2 separate regions of the Homo sapiens genome follow, and region 1 is linked to region 2. The links are chromatin loops, found by intact Hi-C in ENCODE. Cell type or tissue: IMR-90. All regions are shown on one strand. Links, peaks and the distances in the headings refer to the core of each region. The heading gives the core; the rest is flanking DNA.

Region 1 (5,384 bases), core at 99-5,098, 89 kb after region 2:
TGGTTAAGACTAGATTCATATCAGCTACTTGCCTTTTTAAAACTCTTTCCAAGTTTTTAAATTTAAGCCCCAAAAGTGTCCTCACAGAAGGAGCAGGTACGAGTTGAGAAGGACAGAAGGCTGAGACCCCAGGCTCTGTGTTCTGTGCTTCTGTGCAGATTAGATCAGAGGGTTTAGATATGGGAGGACACAGCATACGGCCTGCCCTGAAGGGAATCACACAGGTGAGCACAGGATGGGAGGGGAGGGGAAGGAGGGCAGCCCACCAACAGAGTGGAGAGTGGAAAGGGAGTGTCGCAGAATACATGGCCAGGAGCCTCAAGGAAGAAAAGGGGACAGACACAGAAGTGAAAGTGCCTCTTAGAGACTGAAAAAGAGCAGGCGAGATGGAGAGAGAAATGGCAGGCCATGCCGTAGAAAGATGGCAATGCTTCTCCTTCAACATCACTGCCACTTGCCCCTGTGTTTCCAACACTTTCCTAAGTAGTCTCCTGGCCTGCAGACTCAACCCCTCCAGACTGGATTCCGTTCCCCAACACATGCTTCCTAACTCCAAAACCTTCAGTGACTCCCCTACTGCCTACAGGGTCAGGACTACGCTCCGTAACGTGACATCGGGTTCTCCCTGCCCAATCCCTGCTCACCTCTCCAGCCTCATCATCTGGCAACTGTCTCTGAGACAGTACGTACCAGGCCCCAGGATGGGTGCTGGGGACACAATAAATAAGACATGGTATACCCTTAAGAAGCTGAAAGTCGGCTGGGCACAGTGGCGGGCACCTGTAATCCCAGCTACTCAGGAGACTGAGGCAGGAGAATCACTTTAACCTGGGAGGCGGAGGTTGCAGTGAGCTGAGATCGCACTGCTGCACTCCAGCCTGGGCGACAGAGCAAGACTCTGTCTCAAAAATAGATCAATAGATAAACAAATAAGACTCCAAAACAAACAAACAAACAAAGGGACTCCGAGGGCACCCTGGCCCATTCCGCCATGTGAGGACCCGGTAAGAAGATGACCATCTAAGACCAAATCTGCCCCTGCCTTGTTCTTGGACCGCCTGGCCTTCTGAACTGTTAGAAATAAAAGTTTGTTATTTGAGCCACTCAGTCTATTACATTTTTGTTATAGTAGCCCAAACAAAGTCAGAGGGATAAGCCTAGCTGCTCCAGACAGTATGTCCTGTGAACTTCTTCAGAAATTCTGCCTTTTTCTGGTGGGCATCACTGTGTGTCGTATTTCCATGTTCACATGACGGTCCTTCACTAGACTCTGAGCTCCTCTTATTTGTCCTGGCATTTCCAGCCATTGGGACAATCCTAATATATGGCAGGCACTCAATAAATGCTTGATGAACAAGTTGTCAGCAAAGCCACCCACCGTGGCCTGGCAGGGATGGGGGCAGGGCACTCATCTCTTCTAACAAGGCTATGAGACCCTTGACCTTCCTTAGAATAACAGCTCACTCCAGGAACTCAGGAAAGATTCTCTTAAACATCCTGAGCACTCTACCCATAGCTGTCAACGGCAGGCCTCATTTGCAGCTCTAGATATTTTGCTGAGGTTCTTAGAGTCTAGAGGTCTGTACATAGCAAGTATACAGTGACTAGGCAATTTCTAAAGGCAGCATAGTCTAAGGATCAGGAGCCAGTCTTTGGAGCGGGTCCTGAGTTTGGATACCAGCTCCGCCACGCAGCACCTGTCCTTAAACAAGTTGCTGAAACCCCCCGAGCCTCAGTTTCCTCAAGTGTGAAGTGGACATCACATCTGCTTCCTACAATTGTAGGAGAATGAAATGACTAAAATATCCACACAAGGCCAGGCACATAGTAAGCTTTCTATAAATAGCAGTTACTACTACTAAAGCGATCTGGAGCCCTAATGCTGATACCCCATGGCCTATGCAAATTCCTGAGCCCCTAAATAGGCTCTTCTTGGTGTGCTCTGGGAGGTAAAAGATATCCAATCTCTGACTCACAATATGTTACCAAAATTCTCCTCAAATTCCCAAGAGAAAATGTATTTTAATTCCCTCTAACTTTAAAAATTAAACAGTTCTTACAGCATTTTGGGGTGGCAGGGGTGAGGAAGGAGCCCACAAAATCCAACAAGCAGCTTTTAAAAGGTTACAAACTGATTGGAGAAAGAAAGAAGGCAGCTGGAGGGGGTGAGAAGCGGGGATGGAGACAATCCCCTGAGTTTCTGCTATTATTGAATACCCCAACTCTCAAAGTAGCCCTGCTGCCCCCTCCTCCACGTGCGCTAAGCTCTGTTAATGAGAAAGCCGAGCTCTGCCTACATTACCACAATAATGATTTCCCGGTTGCATTTTTACATGCCTGCCGCTTTATCACAGCAGAAGTAGACATATATTTTCAATAAATCCCTTCTCTCCTTTCCCCTCCCCAACTCGAGCTCTCCCAGTAAATGCTGTTCCCTCTGCACCCTCCCCCAGTGCAATCCCAACCCTGGAGCACAATGAGTTCCACTAATCAAAACAGAAAGAAAAAGAAAAATGGAAAAATCACAGCTGCTGAAAAACAGCATTTGCTACAAGTCAAAGCCCTCTACATTTTTTCTGCACGCAGCATTTACTTCTTCAAGGACACATCACCCCGCCTCTATCAGAAATCTTACGTAGAGTTGCTCAAAGGGGGGAAGGAGGAGGGGGTGGGTGAAGAAATCTAATATTCAGTCTCTTTCCTATTTTGACTAAGCCAGCACAGACAGAAATATAGATAAGGCCTTGAATAACTGATTTAACAAAATGTCACTTATTAAAAGGAATGGGGGATGGGACAGCATTTGCATTCGAGAGCTCAGTTAAACCACCCCAGCTAAAGGCTGCAAGGCCAAGGCAAGGCAAGGGGGAAGAAAATATTTCTCAGGTCTGGTCTTCTTCAGTGGCTGCAAGGACTGGGCCTGGTAGCAGAGAAGCCTGGATTTCTCCTTCCATTAAGAACCAATGGCGAGAAAACCAGAGGTTTAAAAAAAAAAAAGAAAAGAAAAACCCAGCTGATTCTGAAGTAAGCATTTTTACAGCACTAACTAGTGTCAGGCTCTGTGCTAGAGGCCGGGGGGTACAGAAATGAGTGATGACCCAGTTCTGCCTTCCCCAAGCTCCCAGTCCAGAGGGGTGAAAGACACGTCCCACTGCAAGTATGACAGCAGCAGCCTTATAAACCAAGGGCAGCAGGAGCCCAGGAACAGCCCCTTCCAGCCCACCCACTGCCCTGGCCAGGCCCAGGCACACAGAGCCATCAAGAAAGACTTAAGGAATGAGCGTTTGCGAGGTTTGAATTCCATACTGCCTTCTAAAGAAGCTCAGACTCTTCAAAAGGAAAGAGGCCCCTAAATGTCCTTACTTACTGTGGCTCCCCCTGAAAACCCCTCAGCTCGCATGTATTCACCCAATTAACAAAGAAAAGCGAACTCAAGCCCCAATACTTCAGAATCAGCCTCATTACTGGTGTCCTTCAGTTGAATTTAAGGGAGCTTGGTATCTCCTATTGTAATGACAACAGAGGGAACTCAAACGACACTCCTATTAAAACTCCTTGGGCATCAACTCCAGCTTTTTTTCTTTTCCTTTAAAAAAAAAAAATCTTTCAAAGGAGTTAGATTGGGGGCAGTTTCCCAAAGACCAAGGGAGGCCCTAGGAGCAGCCTCTGTAATGACAAAGACCCCTAGAGGCCCTCAGGAAGGATTCTTTCTGAGGGAGCAAGCTGTCCAGGGCCCTGTTATCTCCAAAGTCAGAGCCCAGGGGCTAGAGGCCACACCATCTAGAAATGACCACTAGACCACCCAGGTCCCTCTGCTGAGGGGCCCCACAGAAGGGACAGAGCTGACAGTAGGACACAGATGGCAAATAGCTGCCCAAATAGCTGCCCAATTTGTTAAAGTCAAGTCTTGGCCTTCATTATAAGGCAGCCTTAAAGCTTTGTGCTCCAGAATAATGGAGGCAAACAATTTAAGTTTTCAAAAATGTCATGCCAAAAACATGCTTAAATCATCTGAGTATTTCCAACTAAGCTCATTGGAGTTGTAAGCCCAAAACACCCAGATGATCTTCCTGGTTTCCACGATCTTTTACATATATTCTGTACCACATTCTTTTATTTAATGCTGTATAGTATTATCTATTTCAGAGTGCACAAAATTTGGAAACCATTCAAATTGTGGCATTAAATCAGGGCTTTGGATGCTGGCTGAACAGGTGACTCTTAGTTGATCATTTATTTATATTTTCCAATTTTACTTCTCGAGCCTCAGTTTCCTCAGCTATAAAATGAGGATATCTACCTTCTCTGGTTGTTGCAGAACACAAATAAGATATGTCAAAGAGGCTTTGGAACTACAAAATGCGAGTTATTTCAGTGATGGCCTCCATTTCCTCTCTCTCTGATTTTTCGTTGATTTCTTCCTTCTCTCTATGAAACCAAATTGCTATCAGTTCCACTGTTTTTCAAAATCAACGACACATATTTATTATACAAATACAGAAGAAGCCCCATTATCCACAGGTGTGGCAAAATCTCAATAATTGCTAAATCTAGGTGATGAGTACAAGAGAGTTCATTATACTAGCCTCTCTGCTTTTGTGTATGTTTAAAGTTTTTTCATAATAAAGATCATTTTTAAATAAATAAATAAAGCTTCACCTTCTTAGGCAGAGGCCAGGAGCCCGATTAGTGAAAAGCACTGGATATCTTTTTAAAATGAGAATTGACTTTCCAGCATACACAGTAAGACTAAGGGCTAATGACTGCTTTTAGGTAGATTCAGCTTCATAGCACAATCCTTATTTGCAAAACAAACACTGAATGCAAATGAAGACGGCTAAGACTGTAGAACCTCAGTCGGGTTTCTTGGGGTAGGTTCAAGGTTCTCCTGCACCCAGTTCACAGGATTCTTTGTGGAGCAAACCAAGTTTATTTGGCCCTTTGGGTGGGCAGGTCCCAGATTCTGAATATGGAATCAGAATTTGAACCTGTATTGACTGGCACTGCCCAGCCAGCATTTCTGAGGCCAGCCTTCCGACAAGAAGAGCAGTTTTGCTAAAGGATCACAGAGAACTTGAAAACCCCAAATAGAAGGCAGCTACACGTAGGGAACAACAGTGGGAGTGGACAAGGGAAATGTTTCGCTGGCTGTCAGATTTTATATCTGAAAAGAAGACCTGGCTGAAGATCAAGTCGCCTCACTGCTGCCTCTGTTCTATGCCTCTTACCGTTGACATCGCACTTTCCATACATGATCTGATTCCCTCTCACAACTTGAAGAGGAGAGGTGAAGATGGTACCAGCCCTCTTTTTACAGATGTAGAGAGGCTCGGAGGTCGACTAGTCCAGAGCCTTGGTGTAGAGCTGGATCTCAATCCAGCTCT
Region 2 (5,384 bases), core at 149-5,148:
GGGAGACCAAAGGGACTAGACTTCTCCCTGCTCCTTGACCACCCACCCGACGCAGGTCAGTGCAGTCAGTGAATGCAAAAGAGGCCTCACTGAGAAGCCCACTGCACAGCTCTGGAATTCACTCATCCAACACATCCACCTAGAACAAGCCCTCACGTTTTGCAGATGAGTAAATGAGGCCCAGAGTGAACATGTGATTTGCTTCGGGTCACATGGTCAGTTAGTTAGTGACAGAGCTAAAACTACATTTAATTTCCCTGCGCCACAGTTTGTGTCCCTGATGCTCCAACACATGTGTTCTTTATAAGCTCTAACACGAAAAATGGCCAGATGGCCCCTGAGGCCCCGCTATTACTCACTTGGTTAAAGCATGGAGTCATCAGATGCCACCTCTCAGCCTGCCTCTCTGCCTCTCTGAAGTTCCTAGGGAAGGAAAGGGGCATGGAGAAGCTGATCTCACTATCTCCATGGATAACTTAGACCAGTGCCCCAAATCCTTCCTGTCAAGTCCATCTTCTTGATGACGAGTTTAAACCCCCTCACTCCCAGGTAACAAAAATTCACATTAAGGACATTCAAACCCTATGACAGGTCAGGAAAAAGAGTCTGGTTTGCGTTTTAAAATGTTATTAATCTCAGGAGTACTGTTAACTGGGCAGACTCAATGGGTATAATACCACACATCGGGGCTCCAACTGCAGAGTTTAACCTAAGAAAATGAGGTTATGAAGCAAAAACATGAAAATAAGCTAGATAAGAACACTTGCAACATATGACAAGTGAATACACACACCGCATAAAAATCCCTTGTACATGATTTTTCAAAAGATGGAGCACTGCAAAATAAAAATGAGAAAAGACCCAAAGAGGCAATTCTCTCTCTCTCACTCTCTCCCTCTCTCTCACACACACAAACACACACACACACACACAGATTACTGATGGCCTCATGAAAAATGTTCAAATGCATTAGTAAGCAAAGCTTGCAAACTGAAACAACACGATACTATTTTCAACGATCAAATTGGCAAAAACTGAAACAACTATAATGTTCACGATAGTCAAGGATGCCCTGAAATAGAAATCCTCAGATGCTACTGATGACTGTAAATTAGTCCACATTTCTGAAGGGCCATCTGGTGATATGGATCACTAGCCTTAATACTGAGTTCACTCCCAAGAATATTCCCTGATGAAATAATCAGAGGAATACTCCAAGATTTATGTGCAGAGACATTTATAGCAGCAATATTCATACTAATAAAAATCTAGAAAAATCCAATGGTACTGTAATAGAAAAATAAAGAAATGATACATCAATACAAGGAATAATATGTCGGCTTTAAAACTCATGTTTTTGAAAAAGATTTAAAGACACAGGGAAATGTTCACAAAATTATGCTAAAACTCAAAGCTATTAATAGGATGGTTCTATTTTGTGAAGAAAAATATATAGCATATGCATTATATAGATCATGTGCTTTATAAATACAGTATCTTCTGGCAGATTCAGCTAAATGTCCAACAAATATTTATGCTTCTCTTTCCAGAGTGTGGGATTTTCAGCAAGAAGCAGCTGCTCAGTCAGGGGCTACATGCCCCAGCACCCCTTGTATCTAGGTGGTGCCATATAACTACTCCCACCAATGGAATGGAAAGTGATTTGAGCACTTCTAGGCTGAGGGAGGTGGAAAGTGATGTGCCTTCTCCGTGCTCTCTTCCTCCATCTGCCAAACAGACACAGGGGACTCCAAGACCCTAGGGAATGGAAGAGCAACCAATGGAAGGGGCCTGGGCTGCTGAATCACTCAGGGCAGGGCTCCACCGGTGGAGTGACCACCAGTCTGAAACACCTATGTTGGACTGAGTGAGAAATAAACTCTATTGTGTTAAGCCATAATTTGGTGCGGGTGTTGTTGTTGTTGTTGTTTTTGAGACAGGGTCCCAACTCTGTCACACAGGCTGGAGTACAGTGGCATGATCATGGCTCCCTGAAGCCTCAACCTCCCAGGCTCAGGTGGTCCTCCCACCTCAGCCTCCTGGGTAGCTGGGACCACAGGCACACACCCATGCCTGGCTAATTTTTTATGGAGATGGGGTTTTGCCATGTTGCCCAGGCTGGTCTTGAACTCTTGGGCTCAAGCCATCCTCTAGCCTCGACTTGCCAAAGTGCTCGGATTACAGGCGTGAGCCACTGCATCCAGCCTCATAATTTCGTGCTTTAATGGTTTCCTCAGCTAGTGTTACCTTAATATGCACACACAGAAAAACTACTGAAAGGAAAACAACCAAATTTTATCTGATGCACTGTATGTTAGTCAAATTATAGGTATATTTTTAAAATGTATTTGATTTGACCACAAACATATCTTATTTGGTAACCAAAAAGTTACTGAAATAAAAAAGCAGACTTTAGGTAGCAGTGTTATATGGTGAAATCTTAAAATAGTGAATATGGTTACAAACATTAAAATGTAGAAAATTACAAGGGCTCAAAGGAAAAAAAATCTAGACGTACAACCTTTAGCAAGATCTACTTAAACAATTCTGGACAAATGATTGTACAAAAATGAACCAAGGTTAGAATCCTTTAATATGTAAAGAGCCCTTGTGAGCCAATTAAGTGAGAGATAAATATAATAACTGGGGGGGAAAGACATAATCACTTAGTTATAAAATATGAAACGTAAATGATATATAAAAAGATTTTCAAACTCATTAATAATCAAATACATGCAAATGAAAATGAGATCATCTTTATCTCTTTATCAGATTTATACATTTAAAATATTGTGAATATAGGATCCAACATTGCTAAGATTATCGTGAAATGGGTAATCATATACACTGAAAAAAGGAGTTTAAAATTGTATCATAATTCCAATGAGTAATTTGGCATGACAACAGGAAAAAAATGCCTTAGCTTTCCCAGGCAGGGTGCAGTGACTCAAACCTGTAAACTCATCACTTTGTAGTCCTAGCTACTTGGGAGGCTGGGCTTGAGCCCAGGAGTTCGAGGCTGCAGTGAGCTGTGATCACACCACTGCACCTTGGCCTGGGCGACAGAATGAGACTCCATTTCAAAAAACACAAACAAAAAACAACCAAAACCCCCTTTGATTTTCTAGATATTTGTTGAAAGAAATAATTAAACAAGTATGCAAAGTATACACCAGAGTTGTTTGAATAGGAAGATGGAAAAAAAAAACAACTCAGGGCCGGGTGTGGTGGCTCACTCCCGAAATCCCAGCACTTTGGGAGGGCGAGGCGCATGGATCATCTGAGGACAGGAGTTTGAGACCAGCCTGGCCAACATGGTGGAACGCTCTCTTTAGTAAAATTATAAAAAATCAGCTAGGCGTGGTGGCGGGTGCCTACAATCCCAGCTACTCAGGAGGTTGAGGCAGGAGAATCACTTGAACCCAGGAGGTGGAGGCTGCAGTGAACCAATATCGCGCCATTGCACTCTAGCCTGGGCAACAAGTGTGAAACTCCACCTCAAAAAACAAAAACAAACAAACGAAAAAAAAAGACAACTCAGCTATCTATCTGTAAGGAGCTGGTTAAATACATTATGATATATGTGTGTTTGTGTATTCATGTACTGAAACAATGTACAGACATTAAAATTATGCTGAAGATCTAAATGAACAAAGCATAAAAATGCTCATAAGGTAAAAAAGCAGGCTATAAAGCAATTCAAGTAGTATAATTTCTTTATTGTTTAAAAAATGTGTGTGTGCGTGTATACATATAAACATAGTTATAAATGCATAAGAAAAGATTATGGGAGGATTTTAATAAAAATCGTGATGGTAGTTCTGGAATTATATATTTGCTATATTTTATAAGCTTTCAACAATGGATATGTATTACTTTAATTTTTTTATGTTTGATTGTGAAAAATTTCAAACGTACACAAAAGTAGCTAGAATATATGTACCCATTACCAGCTTGGATGAAGATCTTCAGGGGTCTCAGTGTAAGAGCTGGAATGTGGCCAGAGGCCCTTTGTGAGGCATGGGTGGGATTGGGGTTTGGATCCAGCTGCCTTGGAGGGTGATTGTGTCAGTGCTTGGGGGAAGGGTCCAGATGCAGCCTGCAGAGCCATGAGAGGGCATATTTCTTATTACTGCTGAATTTGTACATTTTCTATATATTTGTTTAGTGTTGTATTTAGTTATCTACTCAAGTGTTCTAACAAGGTTTAGTACTTTTCTTTTTAATTTGAGCACTTTGCAGTGTAAAGATTAATTCTGTCATATTATTGCCAGTCTTTCCCCAGTCTGTTGTTTCCCTTTTTTTTTTTCACATAAACGCTTCATTTTCCTGTAGTTTGATTGACTATTCTTTTCCTTTTTGAATGCTTTTCTTTTGTTTCTAAGTAATATTCAATGCTATAGATTTCCTATGCCTCTACATTTTGCACTTTAATTGTTTAATCCATCTGTAATTCATTTTGGTGAAGCCAAAATGATTTTTCCCAAATTGTTAATGAGGCATCAGAATTATTTATTGAATAATTTTTCCTTCCCCACTGATTTGTGATGACTGCTTTATGATTTATTAAATTATTTATGCAAGGGTCTATTTCTGAACTATCCTAGTTCACTAATCTACTTCCTCCTTTTATGACAGCACCACAGTATTTTAATTACAAAGACTTTATATTGCATTTTAATACCTCATAGTGCTATATATTTTAATATCCAATAGATCTAACTCCCTTTCCCCAAAACCACTTTCAGAATTCCCCCGATGTTCTCATCTATTTATTTTTCCAAGCAGACATAGAAACATCTTGTGAAATTTAAAACATCCTGATGGGACTTTCAGAGGAATGGTACTAGACTCATGAACTAATTTGAGAAGAATCCAAATCCTTAGTTTCAAGCTCATTATCTAGAAATAGGGTTTTTAGTAAAACTCTTTAAGTCTTCTTCATCTACAACTAAGCAATCTGTAGTTAATAATAACTTTGTCATTTTTCTTTATAATATTTATTCTCCAAGTTACTATTTTATGACTCTCTGCATTGACTAAAACTTGAAGAGGTAACGAGTGATGCCTTTATTGTTTCACCAGTAAGTATATAGCGGCAGTGGGCTGCATGAACCTGATATTCCTTATAATATTAAAGATTGGTCACTTTATATATTCCTCTTAAAGTGGTATATAAAAACTTAAAAACTGATTGAATACACTTTTGGAATTAATGAGGTTATTACATATCTTTATTTGAACAACTTATATGAACCATAGGAAAATATATGTATATGAAGCTATTCCTGCATTCCAGGAATATAATCTATTTGGTTATGGTAGAACATTCACATACTCTATTGTTGAAATCTACTCGCTAGAATTTTATTTAAAACTTTTAC

The links. Hi-C counts contacts between places; a loop is a spot of excess contacts. Peaks named below come from ENCODE experiments on the same cell type or tissue, not always from the same donor. Only the 100,000 strongest peaks of a DNase experiment are listed, where the experiment ranks them.
Region 1: it touches region 2 in a loop (2.0-fold over the local background); 16 of 110 quality-filtered maps call a loop at or near these places.

The regions. Positions count from the first base shown.
Region 1 is chr6:42,438,679-42,444,062 of GRCh38, forward strand. The region is part of intron 2 of TRERF1 (transcriptional regulating factor 1); the gene reads right to left. Among named protein-coding and RNA genes, the nearest start is that of TRERF1, 11 kb to the right of the region's middle. RefSeq lists enhancers at 2,555-3,273, 3,274-3,991. In IMR-90, for the core only: no CTCF peak of the experiment used is centred there; a DNase peak (open chromatin) is centred at 2,583; H3K4me3 peaks cover 387 bases; H3K27ac peaks cover 2,924 bases.
Region 2 is chr6:42,350,089-42,355,472 of GRCh38, forward strand. All of the region lies in intron 3 of TRERF1 (transcriptional regulating factor 1), which reads right to left. Among named protein-coding and RNA genes, the nearest start is that of TRERF1, 99 kb to the right of the region's middle. In IMR-90, for the core only: no CTCF peak of the experiment used is centred there; DNase peaks (open chromatin) are centred at 2,943 and 4,813.